Regions from separate parts of the Homo sapiens genome. Here region 1 is linked to region 2. Evidence: chromatin loops called from intact Hi-C (ENCODE). Cell type or tissue: heart right ventricle. All regions are shown on one strand. Region 1 has its middle 35 kb from the start of MAPRE2. Region 2 has its middle 10 kb from the start of ZNF397.

Region 1 (2,500 bases), 220 kb after region 2:
TATCATCCAAAATGAAACGTTTTGAGGGTGAAAGGCAGTGCTAACTAGACTATTTTCCAGGAACACAGACTTGAACCAGGATTGCCTCATACAGACCCGACATATGGACCACCTACTATAAGGGCTAGCAGTACAAGATCAGTTTTCAAAGGGCACTTATGATCCGCAGCTATAGACACAGAAAGCTTAGGTGGTTTCTCTTCCTGGTTCTTCCTATTTCTAATGCCCTCAGGTACCTTTCCACTGAGCCCTGTCCCAACTCTGTCCTAGAGCCTGCTCTGGCCCCTGAATATTCCAGCTGTTGGAACATCATGCAGGGTACCATATCTCCACTTTGTTTGCTTGTTTTAGATGGAGTCTTGCTCTGTCACCCAAGCTGGAGTGCAGTGGCACGATCTTGGCTCACTGCAACCTCTGCCTCCTGGGTTCAAGTGATTCTTGTGCCTCAGCCACCCGAGTAGCTGGTATTACAGGTATGCACCACAATGCCCAGCTAGTTTTTATATTTTTAGTAGAGACAGGGTTTTGCCATGTTGGCCAGAGTGGTCTTTAACTCCTAACCTCTGGTAATGTGCTCACCTCAGCCTACAAAAGTGCTCCATATTTCCACTTTCACTAGAGCAACAGGAGAAAACATCTATTCTTCCACACTAAATAAACTAATTGTTCCAAGTCAATACAGTGAATTTTATACCTGCAAATTTTAATATCAAGACAACTTCTTAAAATGCTATTAAGTGGAAGAATTTCAGTTTCTCTTCTCAAATATTTAAAAAGTGACCACCAGTCATAGCATTTATTACAATGAGGCCCCAAAACAAATATGGTATATTATTCATGATTTGAGCTTTTAATAGTCACCATTACTGTTTAGAGAATTACTATTCAAGAATGAGGTTTCTAATTTTATCATTCCAGAATTTTTTTTTGAAAGAAGAAAACACATACGTCCCCACACACTTTTTTTTTAAGTAAAAATGTTTGATGCTGTGGAGAAATAGGAGTAAAATAAAAGATGTTTAGAGTACCTTTGATGAAATATAGGATGTTACACCACACTTTGTGAGACTATTCTGTGTGAACAATAATAGCTTGTAGCTTGGGACCTCTCTGAATGGCTTTCCAAACATTGCCATCTGGTGGAATTTCAGTTAATTGTTCCTTTGTTCTAAGGGCTCCTGGAGGTGACTCTTGAAGACATTACTTACAGAGACTTAGAGTAATAGTTCGAAATAACTGAAGGTCAAAATGATTGCATCTCAAAGACAAATCCCAGACAGAAAAAAATGAGGCTTTCCAGGTTCGTCATCTCTGTCACAGACATGCTCGCACGCTCGCACGCTCTCACTCTGTCTCTCTTTCTGCCTCTCAAAGCCAACAGAGTGGCTTTCTTGATTCTTAACAATATCAAATAAAAATCATTTATTTATAAATAGCGATGTCATGAGTTCATTTTGACCATATCTTGATATTCTACCCTCCCCACCTATCATAAGATTTTTCAAAATTAAACTTTAATTAATTGGCTTGACCATTTTTGGAGGAATTACTAATAGCAATTAATTAGCCCTTCGTACACTTGGGAAATGGAATTTGATTTGAAAAATAGTGTTTTAAAAGAGCATATTTACTCAAATATCGGCTTTAATTGTGTACTGGAATTTTGAAAATAAATTTGTTACAATGACAATATTACTACTCACTTTAAATTAATTTTTAAGCAAGGAGTCATGCAACGTAATTTATATAAACCTTACCTTGAGCATCCAGGCTTTCTCCCTGGCTGTTGAAATGAACTGTTCCTCTGGGAAACAGGACACTGGGATAGTAAAAATGGAAGAAAAAAAGAGTGCAAGCATTTAATATGATGAAAATATGGAAGCAAAGAGTTATAATTTAGTTTAGTGGGTGTGGCCAGCAATGGAAAAAATTAAAGAAAAAATACACGCCAAATATCCAAAAGTCAATCAATCTTACCATATGAAAGTGATTAAGTCAGCCAGACAATAGAATTATACTCTCAATATATATTATTAGATCAATTCTTATATTGATTAATAGTTGATAAAAATTTAGTATAATGTCAGTCCTATGAAAATATTTTTTCTTTTGTTTTTCCCCTGCCCTGATAGTCTGATGTGACGGGAATCATGTCGGCGGATAACCCCAAGGAGCAGTGCCTCTAGTGGGGTATCAAATACCAACATCAATTAAAGTACTGAATTCCCCAAACTTAGGTTTAACCAGGTTTTATATTTAGTATCAACACAGGCTTTTTCTAGTCAAAAAGATTTTTAATTTCAACAGGATAAGCATTATAAACGACTTTAAAATGTACATACCAATAAGCAGTAATTTAGTAATTTACTTTCTTTTCTTTTTTTTTTTTTTTGGAGATGGAGTCTCGCTCTGTCGCCCAGGCTGGAGTGCAGTGGCGCGATCTCGGCTCACTGCAGGCTCTGCCTCCTGGGCTCACGCCATTCTCCTTCCTCAGCCTCCC
Region 2 (2,500 bases):
GTTTAAATAGCAACTGATTTCTCAGTATCCTAGGAAACTGCATCAAAAGTAGGGACTCAAAGACTCTTTAAATAGAGGGAATGTCAGGATCTCTTCAAGCTTCAAAATCAAGGGTACTATTAATTAACAGTTTGTGTGGGTAAGCATGACAACATAGCAGAGTAAAATTAAGAATATACACAAATGAATGCCTTTTGCTAAAGAACAAATCTAACCAAATTGAACAAAATAAAAAAGTAATTATCTTTCTAATCTAACTTGCCTACGATTTTACCATAATTTTTACTACTGTATATTAGTCTATAAAAGGACCCCATACTAGTAACATCCTACAGTTATAGTAAAATATATGATATTGAATGTCAATCTATTTCATAGGATAAATTTTTCTGTTTTTACAGAATTTACTTGTACAAAGAATGAATACATTAGCCTAAAAATCCTCACTAGTTCTTATAGTTATTTGAGTGCATTACTATTATTAGTATCTATGTTAATAATATATATAAGGCGTTAGTATTATAAACAGTAAAAAATCACATATTAATCATGTTTATTAGACTGAAAAATCATTAAGTGTGCAGGTAATAAGTGTTCCAGATTACTTAAGCATTTTTCAATATTTCATGTTCCCAAGATTCTTTTAGCTCTTTCTTCTCTCCTCTCTGGCTTGACAGGAAACTTGCTATTTTGTGTTATATTCACCTATTATTATGCATTAACAAGCAGGTGATAATTAGTGGTGGTATTGAAACTAATTGTAAAATGATTGAAACCATAAGATGACCTCTACTGCTTTAGAAGTAGTTTGACTGGAGCCAGTAAATAGATTTTTGTTTACCCTGCATTCCACAGTCCAAGAGTTCTGGTGGCAGTTCGGCGACTGTTTTTCGTCACAAAGACTGTTGCAGGATTCGAGACATTGCCCTAGAACATGCTGCCCCCTGTTGGCCATTTAAAGCAGGGCACGTTCAGAAGGATCCTAGCGGAGCCTGCAGTGTAATTTCTCATTCCCAGTAACACATAATTTCTGGACATAGAAATTTGGATTTTAAATGTCTAAAGGCTTTATCAAATATTTTAATTATAAATAAAAATTATATAACATCCTAAGGAACCAAATAATCTTGAATACTTTCTACAAAATACTTGAATATAAAGATGCTGTAAAAGAATAAATTTTATGGCCGAGTGCAGTGGCTCACTCCTGTAATCCCAGCACTTTGGTAGGCCGAGGCCGGCGGATCACCTGAGGTCAGGAGTTCGAGACCAGCCTAGCTAAGATAGTGATACCCCGTTTCTACCAAAAATACAAAAAATTAGCCGGGCGTGGTGGCGAGCACCTGTAATCCCAGCTACTCGGGAGGCTGAGGCAGGAGAATTGCTTGAACCTGGGAGATGGAGGTTGCAGTGAGCCGAGGTTGCACCATTGCACTCCAGCTTGGGCAACAAGAGCGAAACTCCATCCAAACAAAAACAAAAAACAAACAAAAAAAACCAAATTTTATTATAGCTACTTTTGAGTTATATGAACAGAGAAAGAAAATTAGCCCTGAAGAATTTGTTTACTAGAATTTTACAGTGAATCTCCTAAGGCTGAATTTCTCGTAAACTTATTTAGTCTTATAAATTCAGCATCACTTATTAAGTGATGGTGTATGTGAAAACTAAATAACTTTGGCCTAAATGAAAATGTTGGGTATTTAAAATGTCATTAATATACAAAATATTACTATGTCTTAATTTTTAAATACTTAATTAAATTCAAAAAATGTTTATTGAGCATCAATGAGCCAGGCACTGTACTAGGTTCTGTGAATACCACAGTACCAGTTGACCCTTGAACAACTTGGGGGTTAGGGGAACTCATACACCTACATATAGGTAAAAAATCTGCATATCGGCCAGACACAGTGGCTCACACCTGTAATCCCAGCACTCTGGGAGGCTGAAGTGGGGGTATTGCTTGAGTCCAGGAGCTCAGGACCAGCCTGGGCAACATAACAAAACCCCATCTCTACTAAAAATATAAAAAATTAGCCAGGCGTGGTGGCACACACCTGAGTACCAGCTACTTGGGAGGCTGAGGTAGGAGAATCACCTGAGCCTCAGAGGTTGAGGCTGCAATGAGCTGAGATCACGCCACCACACTCCAGCCTGGGTGACAGAGAGAGAACCTGTCTCAAAAAAAAAAAAAAAAGCATATAATTTTTTTTTTTTTTTTTGAGACAGAATCTCACTCTGTTGTCCAGGCTGGAGTGCAGTGGCATACCATAGCTCACTGCAGGCTTGAACTCCTGGGCTCAAATGACCCCCCTGCCTCAGCTTCTGAGTAATTGGGATTATAGGTGTGTACCACCAGGCCAGACTGACATATACATATACATTTTTTGTGGGGAGAGTGATGGGGGAGTCTTGCTAAGTTGCTCAGGCTGGTCTTGATGTCTGGCCTCAAGTGCTCCTCATGCCTTGGTGTCAGCGTCCCAAAGTGCTGGGATTA

The links. Hi-C counts contacts between places; a loop is a spot of excess contacts. Peaks named below come from ENCODE experiments on the same cell type or tissue, not always from the same donor. Only the 100,000 strongest peaks of a DNase experiment are listed, where the experiment ranks them.
Region 1: a loop joins it to region 2, with 4 times the contacts of the local background. A loop is called at or near these places in 35 of 110 quality-filtered maps.

The regions. Positions count from the first base shown.
Region 1 is chr18:35,004,811-35,007,310 of GRCh38, reverse strand. It overlaps a transcript of MAPRE2 not described here. Among named protein-coding and RNA genes, the nearest start is that of MAPRE2, 35 kb to the left of the region's middle. In heart right ventricle, a CTCF peak has its summit at 1,141 (motif pointing left); no DNase peak of the experiment used is centred here.
Region 2 is chr18:35,229,600-35,232,099 of GRCh38, reverse strand. No RefSeq gene overlaps it. Among named protein-coding and RNA genes, the nearest start is that of ZNF397, 10 kb to the left of the region's middle. In heart right ventricle, CTCF peaks have their summits at 734 and 951 (motif pointing left); a DNase peak (open chromatin) is centred at 919; H3K4me3 peaks cover 402 bases.